Regions from separate parts of the Mus musculus genome. Here region 2 is linked to region 1. The links are chromatin loops, found by intact Hi-C in ENCODE. Cell type or tissue: left cerebral cortex. All regions are shown on one strand. Region 1 has its middle 67 kb from the start of Rwdd3. Region 2 has its middle 170 kb from the start of Ptbp2.

Region 1 (5,000 bases):
CTCTAGTTTGCTTTGCCACCCTGTGGTCCCTACAGCAGAGCTTTTAAAGTGCTTGGCCTTAATGATCTGTTAGGTCCCTTTCCAGCTGTGACCGCCAAGGACAGTGTTAATAATCAGTGTTACAAGGATCTGTCTGGAGGCCTGTGGAGGACACTTGAGGACATCTTTTCGGAAGCACATCTTATGAGTGTCATCTTGTCCCTCAAGCAGACTTGTCCTTGGTCCTTGTCTCCAACTCAGCCCTGCCACAATCTGTGCGCTCTCCTGAACTTTGAGCTTGGTAACTGCCAAACCCTCCTCACTCATGGTCCACATCCAATAAGCCACCAGTTCTTCTCAGAAACTTAGCAGCCAGCCTTGTTTTCAGTCCCAGAGCTCAGGCTCTCCTTTCCTGCTTTGGGCAGTACCACAAGCTGTGTCTGTTCCTCCTGGATATGTCACTCCACTCCTCTGCATAGTGTCTCCCAGGGTTCCTAGAACTAGCCCAGTCTCCCCTGGACAGCAGCGAGTGCTCTCCCATGGGAGCCTCATCCAACTTCCCAGCCTCCACCTCTGTTCCAGAGAGATCAAGCCGCCTCTGGCTCTTTGGCATACAGTTCTTTGAGTGTCTTTTATCCTATGTGCTTGGGACCAGAAGTCTTTGAGATTTTGGAGTTTGTTTTTGGATTTTGTAATATTTGTATAGATTCTCCTAGTTAGGTATGACTAATCTGAAAAGCGCCCGAACCCAAGCTGCTTTAAAATCCGATTCGAGTCTTGTTGGTGCTCAACACCTCTCAGATTTCAGAGCAGTTTGGCTTGTGAATTTTTAGATTCAGGGTGGTCAACTTGTATCATGTAGTTTTATATTTTCATTTCTTGGGCCATGGTGATTTTCCTCTGTAGCTCTCTTTTGCCTCAGCTTTCAAAGTGCTGGAATTACAGACCTAAGCCATCATTTGTAGCTCTAATTTATAACATTTCTTTAATCTCTGTAGAAAGCCTGTGATGACCCTTGGCTAAGATAAAGGCCCCACTTTGCTAGGTGTAAAAGTGAAAATACTTTCACTATTCTCATGTAGTAAGTGCTGTCTCTGATGTTAACTGTCTCCATTTTGTAATGTAGGCCTAGCCCTGGAAGCTTCTAGGCTCTGTACAATCTAGTCTAGGTCTAGAATGTTTTCAGCTTCTGAGACTTACTGCTGAGTAAGCTCATGTATTCTAGTTCTTTCTCCTTGTGAGTTCCAGGCCAGCCTGGTCTACAGGGTGAGTTTCAGGACAACCCGTAGCTAAGGCTACACAGAGAAATCCTGTCTTGAAAAACAAACAAATAACTCCCGTACAAAAATAAAACAAACAAACAAACAAACAAACCAAAAAAACCCCCCAAATAAAAAAACCCAAACCCCAAACCAAAGCCAACCCAAAACCCAACTAGCCAACCAACCAGCCAACCAAAAGAACAACCAACCAATCAAACAAAAGCAAAAACAGAAAGAAAGAAAAGAAAAAAATGAGATAAAAATAAAAATACAACTTGATTTGGACATTTACTCATTCTGAGGTTGCTCCTTTGTCCTAACACGGGCGCCTGGTGTGGTGAATACCCTGTTTCCTGATGCTGGCAGACTTGGGAATCCCTCAGTAAAGCAGTCTTCCCCATGATGATGTTATCTGTTTCTTGCCTAGCAGCAAGATAAGTATATCACGGACAGAGCACCTTCTGGGTGATCCTGCTCCAAAGGCACAGAGCCTAGCAACCCCCCTGCCGGCCTGCTAAGAAAAAGCTGACATCAGAGAAAGCAGAGCTCGACTTGAGTCCCTTGGCCTGACTCCTTTTTGGAGTGCACACTTAATTCTGGGTGAGGCTTACAAAGTGCAGTATTTTCTCCAGCCTTTGGACAACCTAAGGCTGCTCACACGGTGGGAGAAAGGACAGCCACTGCCTCTCTGACAAACATTTGGGGCTGTTGTATTATACCTTGCTCGCTAGCTAGATGAGGCGGGACAGTGACTGGTGTGTTTTTGGAGCTCTGACCCAGAGAGATTCCTCCTTTGTCACTTTATGCGGCTTATTATGTTAAGTGACAGAGTTGAGTCTATAACAACGTAAGCAAGATAAAATAGTGGTTCTCTAGCCACCCCACCCCTCATCTCCCCGTGTGAAGTCTCTTCCTTTTAACCACTCCGCAGCAGCAGTCATTATTACAGAGCAGTTATTTATTGGTCTTCACGCGTAAAATGAATGAGAGCTTTGCTAGATGTTTGTTGTTTAGAATGTATACATATTTTCAAGACTTTAGCTCCTGACACCGGCCGAAATTGCCATTATGAAGCTCTGATTTTGTACAACGGGATGGTGCTGTGGTCCCTGCCTCGCGGGAAGCTGGTCCGCTGTACATACACTTTCATTTTGCTGACTCGATGGAGCCTCTCCAGTGTGTACAGGCTGAAGCAGCCCCCAAGTTCCAGCAGGGGGTGCTGTTGAACTTCTGAAAAAGACCGTAGTTGGGAGCGGAAGGTGGGAAGCGGTGAATGTGGAGGGAGGCATGGGGCTGGTTGTGGGGAGGGGGGCGGGGGGTGGGTGGAAAAAAAAATCTTGGATGCGAAGCTGACATTTCTGTCTGAGGTGAGGCATGCTTTGCTGATGCCACACATGGAATGTTTCGGAAGTGTCAGTAATAAATACTTCTATCAGGAATCTTCATATTCCACACAGCTCTGCTTATCGTACCCCAAGGAGACTCCTACAAAGACATAGCTGTCAGGGGCTAATTTGGGATCTGAAAGCTATGGTGGTTGTCAGGCATCTTTCCCCGTGTGTGATATTTATCTCCTCTCACAAACAAACTGAGTGCAGGGTTTTTAATTAATTTCCAAGTGTCTCCCATGGTAATTTTCCCTCTAATATATTAATACAATGATTTAAGCCTTCATTCAGGAGCAGACTTTCGGCTGAAAATCACCAAAGGCTTAGATGGTGTTTAGTGTTATCAATAAGGTACACGTTCGTTGGTTTGCAGGGAATCAATAAAGTAGCCCTTCCCTCCTTTTTATTTTTAGAAGCATCAATGGGGTTTTTATCTCTTTTAAGTATATTAAGGAAATCATGGCCCTGCTGATTTTAGTTTTCTCCTTCTGATTGGAGGGAGCTCTCAGGCTGCTTCTCTTTATTGTTTATGGAAGATGTGCGTCAGGCAAAGTCTTGATTTGGTGACGAACAGATGAATTTTAAAAAGTGTTTCCCCTTCAGAAAAACTTGATTTTTTTTTTTTTTTTAAGAGAAAAAGTCCCAGAAGAAGAACACAGAAAGGGTCACACTTTGAAAGCAGTTAAAGTCAGGTAGCTGAAGAGCAAGTGAACTAACCTTTTCCCTGCCCCATACCCCTCTCAGTACAAAGCATGAAATACAAATACTAGCAAATTGAAGGTTTACTATTTGTTTCTCAAACAGTGTAGTTCACAAAACAAATGGGTGTGTGCTAATTGGCCAGATTTAAACATTTCACATTGGATATATATATAAATCTATATTCTCTAAAACATGCTGTATATAATACAGTTTTATCTGACAATTAAAATAAAATACATTTGAGAGGGAAAAATCCAACGAAAATGAAAGTGACATTTTGCATGGAAGCCACATTCAGAGTTTTATTTATTTTTTTTTTTAAAGAATTCTTATGTCTCTATTTAATAGTGTTATACTCTTGGCTCAAAGGTTGCCTCAAATTTCATAAGGATTTTTCCCCTTCAATTCACCTTTAGCATATTTGATTACTGGGGTGATAGGGCAGTTCTTGGACTATTTATCTTTCTCTAAAAACAGCATCCAAAAATCATTGGAAAAATTGCTGCAATCAAAGGAAATCCCCAGAATTTATATAGGGATTTTAATTATCTGTAATTAAAGTTTAAATTCTTAGAAATTCGGGAAACTCAGTCTTATAGGTCTGGAGATTAAATGTGTCATATTTTTTTTCCTGTGTGAGCGTTTCATTCTTTCCCTTGCCAACCTGTCACGTGAACATTTCCCCTAGATCCATTAGGCAAATTTAATAACCAAATATCTTTCTTGTGAGAAACGAGTTTTTAAAGTTCAGCATGCCCTGTGAATAATTTGTATCCCCTCCACCCACCCTGCCCCCTTCCCGGCCTGCGTGGTTGTTGTACGTAAGTGCCTCAAAAATCAACCTTTTAAGCACAGATTGATCCTGGCAGCTCTTATTTTATGTGATTTCCAAGGATCGGTCTAGAAATGCTTCTTAATTGAAATAGTTCTCCTCCTTTGGCTTTTATTTTATTGTCCTTCCCTTCTTGACATCTTGTACATCACATCAGAAGCTATTTTAGACACACGAAATGACAGCTTTCTCAGACCCGACTGTGGGTCCTGATAGACCTGCGCTTCTTCAAGCAGGCAAGTTGCAGGCGCCGGCTTCAGAGATGCTTTCCCCGGCATGATGGGCGAGTCACCTAGAAACGCAACCTAAACTGCAGGTTAATCATCTCGCACTGGCTGATGTCAATTCTCCCCTGCCCTGCATCCTACCAAAGAGCAGGAAAGCCAAGAACTATTTTCTCTTCGCTATTTAATTTAACAGAATCTGGGCTCAACTTTAGTTGGAAATTATATTTCCTCTCGGCTGGGATGGAAAGGCTACTGTAATTTAGTAGTGCGTTGTAAAGAAAAACCGAAGCAACCTCTCGGCATCCTTTCTCCTCAGTTGTATCTTTCCCTGGGTGGGAGAGCACACAAAGTGGTTACCGTGTGGCTCAGGCATGCACAGATAACGCACGTGTTACAGAGGCTGAAGGAGTACGCTCTGTGATGTTTTGGAGTTAGAGAAGGGTTATTTGGGAAAAATGTATTTATATCACTAGATTTTTTTTTTTAAAAAGGAAGCAGGATATGAAAATATTGTTCGCAGGAACAAACAGTTCAGCAGATCAGACCTGTCCTCGCTAGAGGTAGAGAGCAAACACATCTCATAATGAGATGGGTAACAAGATGAATATTG
Region 2 (5,000 bases), 1.2 Mb after region 1:
AGACTTTTTTTAAAAATTTGCAGTACTTTTTAAGTCAGTTTTGCTAATAGCTACCATCCTCACTTGCATATCTTTACATAACATAGCCTATCCAAGTGTGGTTTCTAAAGGAGTGATTTTATTTATTTTACGATTGGAAAGGAAATAAGCCAATGACTTGGGGATTGCACATGTACATATTATATGTGGTGAATATATTGCCTGTGTGTGTGTATATACATATTAGTTTTGACATTAAAATAAAAAGAATAAAACTGCAAAATCTGGTTTGTTAATATAGTTCATTTTAATAAACATCCACAAGAACTAACCCTAAATCCCTAACACAAATATTAAATACAAATTGATTGAGCTATTGTTCAACCATACGGCTAATACAGTAAAGTTTTTAAAATATAGAGGTAGACTTGTGTGTGTAGACATGAAAAGAAAATGGACCGCATGATTGAGAAACCAAGCTATGCTAGTCCAGCACTAGATCTTCATCCATGATAGTACACAGACACAAGAAAGCAGTAGCCAGGTGTTAGCAGTTGGGTCTAAGGATTAAACTTTCATTTTCTGTATGTCTTTCTAGTTTTTTTAAAAATTACTTGCTGATATTTATCAGTCAGGAAACAAGATAAATCGAAAGAAAAGTAAGGTACACACTTTCCACAGGCCTGTGTGTTCTCTCTTAGTGTTGTCATGGAAGCGAAGCATTTGGGCACAACTTGGCAGTGTGCCATTTAGTGTCTTATTCACAGCACTAATTGTGTTTTAAATTTTTATGTAAAGTATCCGACACATGTGTCACTCATGATAATTGACAGTGATAATAGTGGCTGATGGTGGCAATGATCTTGGCTTTTTAAAGCCCCATGTTGAACATATTCCTTCAAAATGGAGTCAAACTAGGAGGCTTGATTGATAAAGTCTTGTGTGTGCTGATGGGTGCAACAATCCCCAGTAGTACAGGACAGGTGACTCAAACCAGTGTCATCTTCGTTTTATTGACGGATGCAAATCAAAATGTAGAATAGCTACCAGAGACCTGTAAGGTCACGAGGAATGAGACAGTAACCAAACAACCACTTCACACAGCATTTCAAGGTCAATTAATACACATGGCTGTGGTCCAGGCACTGCCCTGGGCATTGCACATCAGAAACCATTACTGGCTTGGTTGCTTTTAAGCTACAAGTGGTCATAGACAATGGTCCTTAGAACCAAACCTGCCTCTATATACTACATGGTATATGATAAACTATGGGAAATGGTGGATGCAGTTCCCACCTACCCATCCTTTCTATTTTCTGTTTTAGACTTCCCTTTGTTGGTATATTTTTCCACTGAGTGAATCTACTTCACACCACACCCACACAGATGTCTGAACAGCCTTCATAGCTGAGGGCTGCATCTCCAGCTTCTAGAATTGTTCTGCTACAGAGCCAATGCTTAAGACATATTGTTTCGCATGTGGAAACTCCTGGGCCTAGGTGCTTTGCTTTAGACATAACTTGAAGAAAACCGAGAGAGTGCAGAATAAAGATAAGGTTCTATTACTGGGACCAGAGAACTTCCTTGCCTAAAAATGAAAACCAAATCAGCAAATCCCCAAACAAACAAACAAACCAAAAAAAAAAAAAAAAAAAAAAAATGGCCAGGCCCATCCCTGAAGCTCATTATGCTTTCAAACCGCCTTGCCAACCCTGCCAAGCAGGGTGCCTGCTGGGAAGGCTACACACACAAAGCGGGGCCCACTCAGAGCTCAAATAATTGGCCCCCTCCCCCTTTCTCCTTCCTTCCCTCCCTCTCTTACTGTCTCGGAAGCCTGCCCCATAAATCAGATTTAATTATCTATAAAATTTGGTGTAGAAAAGGATTTACTCATTAAAACTGTTCCTCAGCTTGCTACCCACGTTCCAGACTAATAGAAGCGGAAAGGGGGCACCATGGAAACACCGGACGGGCTGGAGAGATAAGCAGGCTTTGAAATACCTGAACCTCAATTAAATAGCAAGTTCCTGCTTCTGTATTTGCCTTTTAAAATATCATGTCGGAATAAGTAAATGTCACCAAATAATCAACCCGTCCCCCCACCCCTCTTCTTTCTGTTTTGGTTACTTGCTTCAACAGGTTTTAAGAGGTGTTTTTTTTTCTCCCCTGTAAGTTTATCTCCTTTGCCTATATTACCCAAGATCTTTCCTCAGCGTCTTCCTCCCGCCCCTGTGTGTGTCTGTGTGTGTGTCTGTGTGTGTGTGTGTGTGTGTGTGTGTGTGTGTGTGTATGCGCGCACGCGCGCGCGCGCTCATGTTTGCAAAATGTCATAATCCTCTCTATAGCCAAACACAACAGCTCTCGGCTCTCGTTTAGTCACACAGCGAGGAGCAGTTAATTAATGAGTACCAAGGGAGGCAGGGAGGAAACATTGGAGAAGAACGCAGCCCGTGGAAGAGCAGAGGGGAATGTCTGAAGTAAGGCCAAGATAAATCTTCAGTCCTAGGAGAAAGCCCTGGGAGAGAGAAGGAGATGCTTGCGAGCTGCTAGCAGAGATGGATTTGGGGGCGGGGCAGGGGGCTTGTTTGTTCTCAGTGTTTGTGCAAGTGATGGAAGCCAGAAGTGCCGGAACTTGGAGAGAATGCTGGAGCTTCTCTAATGAGGCAAAGCTCCAAAGATCTAAAATCTCGCATCACTTTCCATTAATGTCCTCCATGGGAAAAGGCAAAAACCAAACCAAAATAAACAAACATACAAACAAATACAAAGTAAAATAAAAGCCTAAAACTTTTTTCTGGCCACCCAGCCTTAGGAGGGGATTCTTGTCCTGTCTCTCTTAAATCCTCATTGTGCTAGAAAAGAAAGATGAAGCCTGAAGGAGGGGGATGGAGGTGGAGACAAGACACACCTAATAACAACCAGGACACCCGCCTGAGGAGCCAGCTCTCTGCCTTCTAGAGACACTGACTGCCTCCAGGGTTTCATTCCATTCCACAAACCTTGGGAGGTGGGATTTTCTTTTTTAATAAAGGTGTGTGAAGGGAAAAGAAGACAATGGATAAGCAAAAGGGACTGTTGGACAAGGTTCTGTCCTGAGCCCATCATGTCAGGGAAGGCCCACTTACAGAATTTTTAGGAGGAACGACTGTCTCATTGACTATGTACATTGCTTTCTTCTTATTCATCCCTAAGGATCTTTCCTTTTGTTGTTTGTCCCTAGATGTTTTGCTAAATCCTTAATCTCAGGAACTCACCAAAGCTTGACCAGTTAAAGGTTTGGGGGTCGTTGAATGAAGTTCATAAAAACAAGTGCTTTAGACAGTACTCACTTGTCAATAGGATGGCCCACCTCACCTCGTAAAAGATCTCCAATGACTGCCCTCCTTGGTGACTCAACTGTAAGAGAGGATAGAGCCAAAGCGTCATGACCACCTAAGAGGTGTGGCCTTCACCCAGCATTTGCCTCAGAAGACGGAAGGGGAAGGGGGTCAAAAAGTAAATGATAAATTCTACTTTGTGATGTTCTTGTCCCTTTGAGACACTGACTTGTTAACGCAGTGCAACTATTTACATACATGTCACAGCTAGACCTGCAGACTCATTGACAAAGATCTTGCCTTACTCCACATTATCAATGGGTGAGGCAGTGCCTGCCATTTCGAGGGGTTCCAATAATCAAAAGGGAACAAAGGAACAAATCCTCTTTTGGAGTTCAAGCTGCATTATATTAGCATCTGAGTCAGACACAAACTCTTAACATTTTTAAACCATAATCATTGTGCCTTTGGTATCGACGATGGCCCTGGTACTTTCCAAGAACAACATTTATCTGTCCTTTGCTGCTCCTATTCTGAATATCTTTACTCCTGTCCCGAATGGCTAGACTATCGTACCTACTAAAATCCCTGTACAGTCCATGATGGGAGACTTTGGGTTTCACTGAAGCTAATACACACTTAACCTGACCCTTCAGCTTGCTCTGAGAGCAGAAATGCCGAGTACAAAGCAGAGGGAGGAAGAGGATGGGAAGAAAAGATCCAGAGAATGGGAAAATCTTGTTATTCCATCAATCATCATTTATCATTTACTTACTTGGACCATGAATTGAGCTATTCTCCTATAAAACAATGATAAACAAAGCACATTACTAGTTTTCAAAGAGTTAAAAGTCCAGTGGGGGTAGGGAGGGCAGTTAAGCGTGAACGGAGTAGCCCTACTGATTTCACTGCTTGGATAATCATACCTTGTAAGTGGTTGTTAGGCCTCAGGCTGTGCTAGTGTTGACTGTAACTGATAATGGGTGAATAACCCAGAGCTTGAGCTATGAGCTTGCTCATTAGCTCTGCACCGTTGAACAGTATGATCATTCTTCCATGCCAATAGGCTTGCTACCACCATCTGAGTGAATACCAAATGGACTCCTTAGGCAATGGGAGCAGCCAATGAAATCCAGCATATGGTCAGTTAGAAACAATGGATTGCCACCACTGGCTTTCTTTATTATGCAAATATGGTGCAGATTCACAGAGAAGATCGAGTGCCTCCAACGAAAGACTGAAAGATCCACAAACCTTCCCTTTCCTAGAAGTAGTGCCCTCAAACCAGCCACAAGATGCTTTATGCCTTTGTGAGAAAGACACTCTCCGGATTATGTCATCCTGGGCCTGGAAAAAGAGAAAACACATGAGCAGACCTTGCCTATTTCCAGGCATCACTTTATTAGTTAATCTATTACCTTCTCTCTGCTGACCCCTGCTCACATCCTGACCCCTGCTCACATCTGACTTTGTTCATAGCTGTAAATTCAAGTCAAGAGAACAGAATCTTAATCCTTTGGGGGGGGGGAGACCTGGAGGAGCCCTGCTTTCTTTAACTGTGACCCATAAAAGTTTTTCCCATATCACCACTTGTGGGAGGCTGTGGCCTCCCCCAACTTGGGCTGCCCGAGCTGCACCTGAAAGATGGCACCTGCCGGATGCAGAGCTGGTGGCGTAAATAAGTCCATATTTGGTGGAGACGTG

Evidence for each region. Peaks named below come from ENCODE experiments on the same cell type or tissue, not always from the same donor. Only the 100,000 strongest peaks of a DNase experiment are listed, where the experiment ranks them.
Region 2: it touches region 1 in a loop (5-fold over the local background); 2 of 42 quality-filtered maps call a loop at or near these places.

Annotation. Positions count from the first base shown.
Region 1 is chr3:121,102,471-121,107,470 of GRCm38, reverse strand. No RefSeq gene overlaps it. Among named protein-coding and RNA genes, the nearest start is that of Rwdd3, 67 kb to the left of the region's middle. In left cerebral cortex, a CTCF peak has its summit at 2,439 (motif pointing right); DNase peaks (open chromatin) are centred at 2,456, 4,472 and 4,701; H3K4me3 peaks cover 1,374 bases; H3K27ac peaks cover 1,932 bases.
Region 2 is chr3:119,946,646-119,951,645 of GRCm38, reverse strand. No RefSeq gene overlaps it. Among named protein-coding and RNA genes, the nearest start is that of Ptbp2, 170 kb to the right of the region's middle. In left cerebral cortex, no CTCF peak of the experiment used is centred here; DNase peaks (open chromatin) are centred at 749, 1,365, 1,791 and 2,403; H3K4me3 peaks cover 295 bases; H3K27ac peaks cover 459 bases.